Linked DNA regions of Homo sapiens: region 2 is linked to region 1. Evidence: chromatin contacts called from ENCODE Hi-C or POLR2A ChIA-PET data. All regions are on one chromosome and are shown on one strand. The core of a region is the stretch at or near the end of the contact, and the rest is flanking DNA. Distances in the headings are between cores, read along the strand shown. Region 1 overlaps NIPAL1 (NIPA like domain containing 1). Region 2 holds the start of OCIAD1 (OCIA domain containing 1).

Region 1 (6,991 bases), core at 1,496-3,995:
AAGTATCAGAGCAGTAACAGGTGGTAAGGAAGTATTTTGATATTTTGAAAGTCTGTATCAAGCTTCTCCAACCCATGGCCCATGGGCTGCATGTGGCCCAGGACGGCTTGGAATGTGGCCCAACATAAATTTGTAAACTGTCTTAAAATATTATGAGTTTTTTTTGTGATTTTTTTTTCTTTAGCTCATTAGCTACCATTACTGTTACTGTATATTATGTGTTGCCCAAGACAATTCTTCCAGTGTGGCCTAGGGAAGCCAAAAGATTGGATACCCCTGGTCCGTTTGATTGTAGTGGTGTGAACTAGCTGATTATTAGCCCTGAGCAGAGTAATTTTTCTTTAGGAATGTATCTTTCTTGGAAACATCCATGGGCATACATATTCTAAATGTATCATGCCAGTAAGATATAAAAGATTTTCTATTTTGTTTGGCTTTACAGGAAAAGATGGGTAAATTGAAAATGACTTGAGTAGAACCTCTTGTAAGATCACTGGAAGATTATGGGATATAGAATATTATAGCTCTTTAGATATAAAAACAGTGAAGCATATTTGATTGCCCATCAGTTCTGAGTTTCAAACCAATCTAGGGTTTCAGTGTCATATAGCATATTCCAGTCAGCTCATTGGGATACATGGTGGCATGTACCACAGTGTGACTTCTGAGCTGCCATGGGATCAAAAGGTAATTGAGCTATAGTGATTTTTAATTTTTTCTCTCCCAACAGTGCAATATTATCTTCCTACTTTTTAAACGAGCACTTGAACATTCATGGGAAAATAGGCTGCATATTAAGTATATTGGGGTCAACTGTGATGGTTATCCATGCCCCACAAGAAGAGGAAGTCACATCTTTGCATGAAATGGAAATGAAATTGAGAGACCCAGGTCTGTGATTCAACCTAAAGAACCACTCAAATTCTGCTCCACTTTCTCTCCTCACCAAATAGTATCTGTAATAATATTGTAATAAGCTTTCTACATTGTGGGCCGCATTGTGGGTTGTGAGACACAGTGAGGTTTGATTATTATTTCTCCTGAAAAGATGGCAGAACTTATTTTTGTGTTCATGCTTCCCCTGTTACACAATGAAAGGGAGAGGTGGGGATGGTAGAGGCAAAAGACATATATTCAAAATCAAATCTTTGCCACTCTCTTCCTCTGAAAATAAAAAGTTAATCTGATAATATTCGCCCTAGCTCATAGTGGTATTGGTGAGATTTAAATGATATGTTTGTGAAAATCCTTTGTAAAATATTGAGAACTATGCAATAGAATGTTGTTTTTAATTTGATCTCACTTCTATTTCTAAAATACCTATGCTCTTAAACTCATGACTAACAAGATTTCAGAAAGGTATAATCCTGTGAGCATTTTCTAAAGTCAAATTCTTTTCTCCTTCTAACAGGGTTTATTTCCTTTGCTGTGATCATAACTGTGATCTCCTTGGTGCTGATTTTGATTGTGGCTCCCAAGAAAGGACAGACCAATATATTGGTTTATATTTCAATCTGTTCCTTGATTGGAGCGTTTTCAGTTTCTTCTGTGAAAGGCCTGGGAATTGCCATTAAGGAGCTGATAGAATGGAAGCCAGTTTACAAACATCCGCTGGTCTTTGTTTTGCTGGCTGTACTTGTGCTTTCAGTAACTACACAGATTAACTATCTCAACAAGGCACTGGACACCTTTAATACCTCTCTTGTGACACCCATTTATTATGTATTCTTCACATCCATGGTAGTGACTTGCTCTGCCATCTTATTCCAAGAGTGGTATGGCATGACAGCTGGAGATATCATTGGGACCCTGAGTGGATTCTTCACTATTATCATTGGCATCTTCCTTCTACATGCTTTTAAAAATACTGACATTACTTGGAGTGAGCTTACATCCACTGCTAAGAAAGAAGCCGTCTCTCTGAATGTCAATGAAAACAATTATGTTTTACTAGAGAACTTGGAGTGTTCAGCCCCAGGATACAATGATGACGTTACCTTGTTTAGTAGAACTGATGACTGAAGTCTCTAGAAACACTGAGTTTTAACCAATATGAGACACACGAAGAGGAAAATGAATGCTTGCTTCTTGGAAGAACTGCTAGGAAAGTTAGCATTTTTGCAGTTCTAACTAATTTAGATGTGAGGCCAAGTAAAAATGCCATTTTTTTGGCCATTGAATTTGAAAATCAAATTGATTATCCTCCAGAATCTCTACAAACTTTGAAATACTCTCTAAGGATCAAAGAAGTCAAAGAGCTATGTGTGTCTCAGAATAATCTCCTTCTTCTGGTCACAGTATCTTTGTCTCTGCCAGGTGGCTCTTCATTTCTTTGGTAGCTATTTTTAGACTTACAGTCATTCACCAATATACAGTTAGCAGTGTTCTGATAGACACAGTATCAGTCATATTCTCCGTTGAGTCATAATTTCAAACTCAACAAGATTTCAGAAAGGTATAATCATGTAATTTCTCATATTAAAACTGAGAAGAGAGGCCAGGCATGGTGGTTCACACCTGTAATCCTAGCAGTTTGGGAGGCCAAGGCGGACAGATCACTTGAGCTCAGGAGTTCGAGACCACCTTGGGCCACAAGGCGAGACCCTGTCTCTACAAAAAATACAAAAATTAGCCAGGCGTGGTGGCACATGCCTGTAGTTCCAGCCACCCGGGAGCCTGAGGTGGGAGGATTGCTTGAGTCTGCGAGGTTGGGGCTGCCGTGAGCCCAGATTGCGCCATTGTGCTCCAGCCTGGGTGACAAAGCAAGGCCCTGTCTCAAAAAAGAAGAAGAGAAAGGGCCAGGGGCTTTTGCTTTAAAAAACTTTTTTTAAAACAGAAGTGAAACCACGGGTGCTTTGTTCTTCCTTCTGCACCTCCTTCTTAAACTAGATAGCTAATTAGTTATTTTAAGAAAAAAGAAATTTAAAAAAAAGCCTGCTTTATTTGTTAGTGGGCTAGAATACACAAGACATACCCACCCATGAAGAGTTTATGAATTGTAACTTATTGACATTATCATAGGAATTTACTACCAGTTAAAGAGGGAGAACGGAGGAAGAGAAAAATACTTCAGATAAAGGAAAAAGTTTTCTTCTCACAAAAACACAGACACGTGATTGTTTTCACAGGTTCCATTAATTAACTCAGGTCTGGAAGACATAGGACAAAATGGAGTTTCTGAAGAAGTCCAGGTGAATTCAGCTTTGGAGTCACTTATGTTCATTTTTTTTCCTTTTCTTTTACTATTATCCTAAAGGTTATTTTTCTTGTTGATATAGAGATTTTTGTAAAAGATTGCTACATTATTTCAGGATTATATCCTACATTTCGATTGCTCTCAAATGTTTTATCCCTAAAGAGTGAGTTTTCCACAGACTGTTTGGAAGCAACTAGAAAAATCTTTGTGAAAAATCTGAACAAATTATCATAATGGCTCTCTTGAAATTTTGCACTTTCACCCTTATTAAGGAAATTATAATTAGTTACTAACCTTTAAAAATAGATATATTCTAATAGGATAGAAAGTTAACTTCCTGGCAAACAAAATACTAAGATCTCAGGGGCTACTGCAGGAAAATACCTTTTTCGCACATTAAAATGTTTATAAAATTTTCCCCTCTCATTTCAAATGCATGGCAGGAATAACATTTTTGGTGGTCTTTAATGTGATGGACAGATTTACTGTCACTTATTGATTTTATGGAAAATAAATTGGCTATCTTATTTTTATAACAATCTTATTTTTCTCAAAACAAAAATCCTAACCAAAAAGTTGTCATTAAAAAAAAAAAAATTCAGGTAGACTGAATGTTTTTCTGCTCTAACCTTAAATGTTATTAGGTTTGGTTTTTGTTTCTAAGCTACTTCAAGACTACCTGAGGTAATAATGGTAAACTTTATTATTCAGAATTCGATTAAACTAACTTCAGCATTTCCACAGTTCTATTAAACAATGACTGATGTTCACAATGACAACCTACCTGAGATGGCTGCAAGGCCCTAATGTTCCATTATACATTATAGTCTTTTCAGCATAGTTTAGTGTTGAGTGCAATTCTAATGCATTCTACGTTTTTGAAAATCGATAATCCATGGAAGGTCCATGGGTTGATACCTCAGGTCAAAAATGTGTTTACTCTGTTGATTGCTGTTTCACTTTACTTGTATATCAGATATATAAGCTATGAACACAAGTTTGTAGTAAAAGTATCTTCTGTCTGGGCAATGGCTCACACCTGTAATTCCAACACTTTGGGGGGCTCAGGTGGGAGGATTTCTAGTCCCCAGGAGTTTGAGACCAGCCTGGGCAATAAACTAGACCCCATGTCTCTAAAAAATGTAAAAAACATCAAGAGGCTGAGTCAGGAGGATCATTTGAGCTTAGGAGTTCAAGGCTGCAGTAAGTTATGATTGTGCCACTGCATTCCAGCCTGGGTGACAAGAGTGAGACCCTGACCCAAAAAAGTATCTTCTGATAAAGTGGCATTTGAAAATTGCAGAAATTTTAATATTTTTTCTTTTAATATTAAGAACTTTATTGATCTCTCTAGGACACCTTGGTGAGGAAATTAATGGCACTTTTCTTGACATCCAACCTGGGACTCTGGTGATTCTGTGTTCTGGCGAATTTAAGTTTCAGACATTTCTTTGTGTCACCTTTTACAAGGTGTTTGCCCTTGGTACGTTATGACCAGGTCAAAGGTTCCCAAACACAAGGCTCATTGTGTACCCTGGACAGGAAATTGAACTGATGTTGACATGTATGCATGCCCAGGAGGAAGACTGGGAAAGATTTAATGAGTTGAAGTATGCTGAGAAACAATGAAATATTTGAAAACTGTCTACATAAAAGTTACTGATGCACATGCATTAAAAAAAAAAATGTTGTTGCAAATCTAACACTAAAAAATTTTTGACTGGGTGCAGTGGCTCACACCTGTAATCCCAGCACTTTGGGAGGCTGAGGCGGGTAGATCACAAGGACAGGAGTTCAAGACCAGCCTGGCCAACATGGTGAAACCCCGTCTCTACTAAAAATACAAAAATTAGCCAGGCATGGTTGCGGGTGCCTATAATCCCAACTACCCCGGAGGCTGAGGCAGGGAATTGCTTGAAGCAAGGAGGGGCAGGTTGCAGTGAGCCAAGATTGTGCCACCACACTCCAGCCTGGGTAACAGCAAGACTCCGTCTCAAAAAAAAAAAAAATTCCCAAATAGGAAGATATTTTCTAAGGAAGAATAAAATGCTGGACCCCTATATTCAGACTATTAGTCTTAACTGGTAGTTTATGTATATATTTTAATACTTTGTCATCATGTACATATCTTAAGATTTATTATGTGAATATCTGCATGTGTGTTATTAAGGATTACAAAGTTGTGCTCACACAGGACAAATGGAAAGATTTTCCTACTTCTGTAAAGATAAGTTTCATTATACTTTTGTCTTACAATTTTATTCTTAGGTCAATGGTTATTTATTATAAGTTCAGATTGCACAATTTTCATAAGACCCTTTGGATTTAGCACATGAAATTAACACATATTTTAAAGTATTAAATACATGGAAAGCATCTGGCATTATGCCTGATAATAGGCACTTAGTAAAATGTACTTTTCTTTGAATCAACATTTGAATTCTTACAGTCTTGTCACTAGAGACTTAAAAGGACCATTGAGTGCCTATTTTTATACATTCATCTTTTCTCAATTTGTCACATTATCTCATTTTAAATAATGCAAGTGAAAGTGAATTCATCATACTATCTCAACACCAATACAAAATTATTCCAATAAAAATATTTTTCTTAATAAAACCAGAAAAACTGAACTAAATGCTATTTAGCCCCGCCAACAAAGCTTTGTGGAAAAATATATGAATATATGAAATGTTCTCAAATATTTTGAATAAACTGTTCATGAAGCCTTATATTTTGCAAGTGTTTTTACTGTTGATTTTAGAAAGTTTATAAATCTTAAATGTTTGTATATTTTTCATTTGCAATAAAATGTTATTTAATTATGCTTTTGAGTTCAGTTTTTAGTTTATAAATGTTAAGCATATGTAATGGCAAAACTATTCCCATTTTGTTTTGAGATTAAAAGGAAAGTTTCAGGCTGGGCCGGTGGCTCATGCCTGTAATGTCAGCACTTTGGGAGGTCGAGGCGGGCAGATCACTTGAGGTCAGGAGTTCGAGACCAGCCTGGCCAACAAGGTGAAACCCTGTCTCTACCAAAAATATAAAAAATTAGCTGGGTATGGTGGCACGCGCCTGTAATCCCAGCTACTTGGGAGGCTGAGGCAGAATTGCTTGAACCTGGGAGGCAGAGGTTGCAGTGAGCTGAGATCATGCCACTGCACTCCAGCCTGGGCAACAGAGGGAGGCTCTGACTCATCTCACAAAATAAATGTTTCAGTGTTTCAAAAAAAAAAAAAAACTGCACTGATGTTAATGTTGCTATTTTGTTTCCCTTGAAATTGAAATTTGTTTTTAGAAGGCTCTCTGCAAGACCATCTCCCATGTAACAGCTTAAACAAAAGCACCTGAACAGAAGAAACTCTTATCCTTCAAATTGAACAAAAGCTCAAAGCTGTCAATAATAAAATCTCCCCTCAGAACAATAACTAGTATAAATATATTTGGTACCATGCTTTATAAACCCTCAGTGAGTTTTCTTCTAGCTCTGTGGAACTACAGCTTTGCTTCATGGATTAGCCACATCATGTTATAAATTTTCTGTTTTGGTTTGAATTCCTGTTTGAGAACAACACCCTCAATTGTTTTAAATTCATAAAAATTCAAAAAATTATCTAGGGGCTGGGTGCAGTGCCTCAAGCCTATAATCCCAGCACTTTGGGAGGCCAAGGTGGGAGGATAGCTAGAGGCCAGGAGTTTGAGCAAGGCTGGGCCATAAAACTAGACCTCGTCTCTATAAAAATTTTTAAAAACATTAGCCAAGTGTGGTAGCATGTCCCTGTAGTTCCAACTACT
Region 2 (6,991 bases), core at 1,316-3,815, 790 kb after region 1:
GTCTGCACCACCTTTATGAGCTGTAACACTCACTGTGAAGGTCTGCAACTTCACTCCTGAGGCCAGTGAGACCATGAACCCACCTGGAGGGATTAACAACTCCAGACGGGAGGAATGAACAACTCCAGATGCACCGCCTTAAGAGCTGTAACACTCACTGCGAAGGTCTGCAGCTTCACTCCTGAAGCCAGCAAGACCACGAACCCACCAGAAGGAATAAACTCCGAGCATGTCCGAACATCAGAAGGAACAAAGTCTGGACACACCATCTTTAAGAACTGTAACGCTCACCGTGAGGGTCCGCAGCTTCATTCTTGAAGTCAGTGAGACCAAGAACCCACCAATTTAGGACACACTATGTGTTAGGCCTGGCTCAGTAAGTATAAAGAATATGATAAAACTGGATTCTGGAATCTTACAATCTAGTCAGGAAGCAAAGAAAAAGACTTTGCTTTAAAGTTGGTGCAGTGGCTCATGCCTATAACCCCAGCACTTCGGGAGGCCAAAGTGGGCAGATCACTTGAGGCCAGGAATTGGAGACCAGGCTGGTAAAGTAGTGAAACTCTGTCTCTTCTACAAATAAAAAAATTAGCTGGGCGTGGTGGTGCACACCTGTGGTCCCAGCTACTCAGGAGGCTGAGGCACAAGAATTGCTTGAATCTGGGAGGCGAAGGTTGCAGTGAGCCGAGATGGCACCACTGTACTACGGTCTAGACAATAGAGCAAGGCCCTGTCCTAAAAAAAAAAACAACAAAAAACTTTGCTTTAACATAAAGCTCACCACCTAGAATGTCTTCTAATTTTTTTATTTTTGTTTCTTCTAGAATGTCTTTTAATTTTCTTATTTTTGTTTTTTCTCCTATAAAAATGCATTCAACAAATTCATTTAAGAAATATTTGTTGGCTTCATATGATCATGTGCCAATCACTGATGCTAGGCAAATACGGCTCCTACTGTCATAGACCTTTTTAGTGAAGAGAGACAATACACAAACAAATCATTGTTTTAGACCATAACAAATACTATGAAAACAATAAGCAAGGTAACATGGAGAGTGACTGGGGTGCCATGTTAATTGGGTGGTCAAGGAATGCCTCTCTGATGTGGTGACATCAACTGAAGTCTCAGACAAAAAGCCACGTTGAACATCTGGAAGAACAGTGGTCTAGAAGAGGGAACAGCAATTGCACAAGCCCTGGGCCCAGAAGTAAATTAGCTTGTCCCAGGAACAAAATGAGTATTAGTTACTAATACTGATTATCTCAGGGATTTATTTGGTTCTATAAAGACTTACAAGCCAACATCTCTGTCCTAAAGGAGCTCTGTAACAGAGACAGACGTAAGTAAAAAAGATCACTATTCAGTGCAAAAGTACATTGCAGTGACAGCAGTATGGACAAGCTAAGGACTAAGAAGGAAGAGTGATTACTTCTCTGGGGTGTATTTCAGGGAAGGCATCACAAAGGTGGTGATGTAAAAGCAGAATTTTGAAATATCGTTAGAATTGACAAAGCAGGGAGTAGAGTTGTACTGGGGAAACAGTGCACAGAGAACACTGAGGGCAAAGACCTCCAGGCTGTTTCTTGTTAGTGAACCCTGAAATAGAAGAAAGTGACGCTCAAAAGGCACAGGCACCACCAGGCCATGATGGGCCTTATATTCGGTGCATGACTGGAGCTATCAAAAGACTCCAAGGAAGGAAACACAGCGTTGGATTCGTTTCACGTGACTGTCTCCCTTAAGTATGTCTTCGGGAGAATAAATGTTAAATGATAAAGTGGCAAAGGGGCTCAGAAAGAGATGAGAAACCTGAGAGGCTTTGAGGGGTTGACAAATAGTAGGACTGGATTTGCCCACTGTTTAGTCACTAATAACTTGCAGTACATGGCACTAATAAATACTTCAGGAAGGAATGTATGAAAATGAGTAAAATGCTGATTGGCTGGGTGTGGCAGCACCATGTCTGATGTGTAGAAGTCGTGAGCCCCCTCATTAATAGACAGTGATGTGTTGTTTTAATTCTAACAACCCTATATGTAATTCCACTTTTCAGGTGAGAAAAACCGTAGCCTCAGAGAGATCACGGTACCCTGCCAGAGGTTGTAGAACTTGTTGGAAACTTGGATCAAGAGGGTGTGACAAATAACCAGGTATGCATGCTTAAAAATTACTTTCTACTACTTAGCCTACAGGCTCAAAGAATGAAATTATCTCATAAAAGAGATAATTTATAAAGTCGCTCTCAAAAGAGGGACAACAGAGGGTTCCGGAACGTTCCCGCCAGCCGCCACGAGAAGACCAGAGAGGTGCATCACAACAGCCCAAAGTCAAGCCTACTCCCAACCCCCTTCCCCGCCATCCAGGGAAGGGGCGGGGCAGGGTTCTTGGTCCGCCGCTGTCGCCTGCGCAGTCGCAGTGCGGCTCGTGGCCGCAGCTGCCTGAAAGGGCAAAGGGACGAGTATACGCATGCGTCTATTCCTAGGCTGCTGGCTCTCAGACCCGCAGTGAGGTCTGACGTCATTTCCTGCCGTAAGTATACAGTGCCTCCGGGTCGCGGTCATTTTGAGCCCCTGTCTGGATGACTTCTTGCGGCTGTTCTACCCCTCCCCCTCCCCGCGGTACCTTGCACTTTTCTCCCTCCCTGCCCCCTCTCGAGTCCACCCTCCGGGCCTTCTGCCCCTGATCGCTTGGTTTTCCTTGCAGTCGCCTGCTGCTGTCGTCGGGAGGTGGGTGAGGTGACGCAAACAGCCCCGTTGTTGCCCTCCGCGTATCCCCTCACCACCTTTGCGGCCATCCACGACTTTCGCACCTTCCGCCATTTTCCTGCCTGTGAGGGTGGACAGATCGCGCTCGGGTCTCGGCCTCCTGAGTGCCGGTGACTGCGGGAGGCGACGGAGTGCTTCTGGGGGTGTGAGCTGGGGAAGTTCGTGGTCACGGATGCGTGTGGGGTTGCTGCTCAGTCTGTAACGGCAGGTGGGAGACGGACACTGGGTGGAGGATGGAGTGCGGTAATCAGCGGTTGTAGGCCGCTTAGGCTTTAATCCAGCGTTGTTTTGTGTAAAGAACTTAAAATGGTATTGTCTTAAGCGCCGTGTCAGCCCTGACAGTCTTCCTGGTGTTTCTAGGAAGGATGCCGTTATGGGAAATAAGAGGGTTTCATTTTTTCTCATACGGTTGTAGGGTAAAGGTAGTTTATTCAGCAGGCTCCATCCATCCATGAATTCAGCTGACCTTTTTTATTTCTTTTCTCTAATTAAGGGGTTGGCATGTAGTAGGCCTTCATGGCTTATTGACTGAATGAATTATGGAAGGGCTCAGTTGCTGTCCTCATTGTGTATGCCATTTCCTGTTTCCATGCAAATTGTTTTTAAAATGAGAATAATCATGATCCCACGTAAACGTTCTGTAAAATACGGTTACTTGATCTGTTGGTCTGAGTCCCAATATATGAGTTTTTAAAAAAAGAACCAAATAAAAAATGTATATTCTTGGAATTTTATGCATTTTTTTCTTATATTCTTGGGGTGGAAGGAAATTTGGAGATACAGAATTTGCTGTTAGTTTTACCTCACAGGGAGAAGGATATGTCGTCTTTGTTATTCCATAATTTTGGAGTGCTCCTTTGTGGGAGAGGTTGAATGTTTCTGATGATTATTTCATTTTTTAATATGGAAGCTCAGAAATGACTTGAAATTTTTTTTCTCTTCTATTTTGGGGAATTATCCTAATCATTGGGCATAGATTCGAGAAACGACCAAAACATAGGATGTGAAAGAACCCACTTCCAGGAGGAAAAAATATGTCTGTTATTTTATTGATATCTTGATAGTAAAAAAAATTATAAACTTATAAAACGCATATGCTTTTTCAATTAAGGGACTTAACCTGAATAGTGAGTTCCAAATTAATCAGTAGGTCTGTTACTTTTTCATCTAGCTATTTACATGTGGAGTACGTAAGATATAGTAGTGTTTAATAAATATTTGTTGATTGATTGCTGTGTAGACTAGTAGTTTTACTATATCATACGTCTTGATTTACTTTGACCTATCTAGTGATAGTTTCTAATACTTAATATGTAATGTTTTTGATACAGGAAAGATGAATGGGAGGGCTGATTTTCGAGAGCCGAATGCAGAGGTTCCAAGACCAATTCCCCGTAACTATCTATTAAGTATTTATAATTAGAAGCACTTCCTATGTAAAGGAATTTTCACTGCCTTGAGTAACAGTGGCAGGTGGGCTGGCTTCATGGGCATGTGCAGACAGCGCCCCATACTTGGTTTCATGTTCTAGTCTTGTTATCTTGAAATTCATAATCATTTGGATAAGGAGTCCCACGTTTTTATTTTGCACTGGGCCCAGCACATTAGGTAGCCAGTCCTGACTAGCAGATAGTAGCATTAATTCTATTTGAAGTCAAAGTTTGTTGAAAGTGTATAAGTGGCCTGGCTCGGTGGCTCATGCCTGTAATCCCAGCACTTTGGGAGGCTGAGATGGGTGGAACACCTGAGGTCAGGAGTTCGAGACTAGCCTGGCTAACATGGTGAAACCCCGTATCTACTAAAATACAAAAAATTAGCCTGGCGTGGTGATGGGTGCCTGTAATCCCAGCTACTCGGAAGGCTGAGGCAGGAGAATCGCTTGAACCCCGGGAGGTGGAGGTTGCAGTGAGCCGAGATCGCGCCATTGCACTCCAGCCTGGGCAACAAGAGTGAAACACTGTCTCAAAAAACAAAAAAAGTGCATAAGCCAGTTGTTTTATTATTTGAGTTTAAAAAATGGGTGCCTCTTGTTAATGTTTAGGCTAAGATAATTTTTCAGACCTAGTTTTATTATGGATAATTTAATGTTTTCTGATTTTCCCTGGTAAAAAGACATAGGGCCTGATTACATTCCAACAGAGGAAGAAAGGAGAGTCTTCGCAGAATGCAATGATGAAAGCTTCTGGTTCAGATGTGAGTTCAATTTTCTAATTAATATAATTTGATCCAAAATTTGTACCTGAAATTTTGACTTGAATTTGAACCTGAAATTATAATAACTCCGTATAGAACAAATTGGCAAACTTTTTGCATAGTGTGGTTGTTGTTAAAAGAGATTAAGGAGATAAAGGAATTGCACACATTTTAAAGTAATTATTTCCAGATTTTTAACAAAACCATGAGGTAATTTTGTTGATAATAGTAATAGTTAGCATTTACTGTGTGTACATAGATTATATAAAAACAACCCAATAAGGTTGATAACTATTATTACCCTCACTTTACAGGTGAAGGAATTGAGGTTTAGAGATGTTAAATGGCAACACTTAGTGTTACACAGGTGATAAATTACGATGTTTGGAGTTGAAAACAGGTCTGTCTGAAACAGATTTTACTCTTAATGCTTTTAACCATTATATAATAGCAGATTAGTTCCCATTTTATCATTGTGAAATGTTGTTATACTACCAGCTCTTGATTTCTGATTAAAGAAATATATATATATTTGTGTATATATATATATCAAGATTGTATTTTTTAAATACAGAGATTGTTGGAAGCAGTATACAAAATATACTCTCACTATTTAACAAAGAATTGGTATTGCTTTACTTGGAAACTGTAGTCCTTTCAGGTAAAAAGGAGGATGAATTTTTTTTTGTTTTTGTTTTTGTTTTTTTGAGATGGAGCTTCGCTCTTGTTGCCCAGGCTGGAGTACAATGGTGTGATCTCAGCTCACTGCAACTTCTGCCTCCTGGGTTCAAGCGATTCTCCTGCCTCAGCCTCCTGAGTAGCTGGGATTACAGGCATGTGCAACCATGCCCAGCAAATTTTTCTATTTCTAGTAGAAGCGGGATTTCACCATGTTGGCCAGGCTGGTCTTGAACTCCTGACCTTAGGTGATCTGCCTTGGCCTCCCAAAGTGCTGGGATTATAGGCGTGAGCCACCATGCCTGGCAAATTTTTTTTTAAAAAAGGCAACTTGGCACGGTGCCTCATGGCTATAATTGCAGCACTTTGGGAGGCTGAGGCAGGAGGATTGCTTGAGCCCAGAAGTTCAAGACCAGCGTGGGCAACATAGAGGGGCCTTGTCTCTACCAAAAATGAAAGAAATTAGCTGGGTGTGGTGATACGTAGCTGTAATCGCAACCATTTGGGAGGCTGAGGCTGAGGTAGGAGGATCCCTTGAGCTGGGTACATAGAGGCTGCTGCAGTGAGCTATGATCACATCACTGCATTCCAGCCTGGGTGACAGAGCCAGACCCTGTCTCAAAGAAAAGAAAAAAAGGGCAACTTAAGCCATTAAGGAGGATGTATGTTTTCATCAGTCAGCCTGATATGTATGCTTAAAATGTGCAAGGTACCTGTTGGGAAGATAAGTTTTATGAAAGACAGACTTTGTCCTGAATTAATTTTCTTTTTTGTTTGTTTGTTTTTGTTTTTGAGACGGAGTCTCACTCTCTTCCCCAGGCTGGAGTGCAGTGGTGTGATCTCTGCTCACGTCAACATCCTTCTCCTGGGTTCAAGTGATTCTCCTGCCACAGTGTCCTGAGTATCTGGGACTACAGGCGTGCGCCACCATGCCCGGCTAATTTTTGTATTTTCAGTAGAGACTGGGTTTCACTATGTTGGCCAGGCTGATCTCGAACTCCTGACCTCAGTTGATTCACCTGCCTTGGCCTCCGAAAGTGCTGGGATTACAGGTGTGAGCCACTGCGCCTGGCCCTGAAGTAGTTTTATATGTGGTGAGACAAAGCTAATACATGAAACACTTAGAGATTAAGTGTGTAACTGCAGAAGACTTTTTAAAGAGATAAATTAATTAGAATTGACTTACTGAAATTGAAAAATTTGAATAACTTTTGAGATTTTAAAACTCAAAATTTTCTCAAAATTTTACCAAATTTCAATTTGGTAAAAACTGAAGCCTCTTACAATTTTACAGTTGTGTTTTTCTGTAACATAAGGTGGAATACCTGAGTTGGAAAAAGACCTTTATTTGTTA

Evidence for each region. Hi-C counts contacts between places; a loop is a spot of excess contacts on that map. ChIA-PET counts read pairs that join two places held with the same protein, here RNA polymerase II (POLR2A). Pooled maps may share reads with other maps.
Region 2: a loop to region 1 is called in a pooled map, with 6 times the contacts of the local background. The contact joins the promoter of OCIAD1 here to the enhancer-like site in region 1. A Hi-C loop is called at or near these places in 3 of 37 single-sample maps with no recorded cell type and 5 of 50 pooled maps. POLR2A ChIA-PET finds 5 or more read pairs at or near these places in 2 of 52 experiments (H1 and OCI-LY7).

What each region holds. Positions count from the first base shown.
Region 1 is chr4:48,034,151-48,041,141 of GRCh38, forward strand. NIPAL1 (NIPA like domain containing 1) reads left to right here. Exons shown (of 6, transcript NM_207330.3): 5 at 731-891; 6 at 1,412-6,023. The coding sequence ends at 2,022. Among named protein-coding and RNA genes, the nearest start is that of NIPAL1, 21 kb to the left of the region's middle. RefSeq lists enhancers at 2,523-2,782, 2,803-2,862. Within about 2 kb of position 2,746, at least 5 of the 41 ENCODE cell types and tissues checked have a DNase peak (open chromatin) inside an H3K27ac peak, as active enhancers do; they include OCI-LY7, where a contact is called at or near this core.
Region 2 is chr4:48,828,523-48,835,513 of GRCh38, forward strand. It overlaps OCIAD1 (OCIA domain containing 1), which reads left to right and starts at 2,566. Exons shown (of 9, transcript NM_017830.4): 1 at 2,566-2,727; 2 at 4,098-4,160; 3 at 4,879-4,959. The coding sequence starts at 4,103. RefSeq lists enhancers at 2,134-2,513, 2,356-2,919, 2,920-3,482.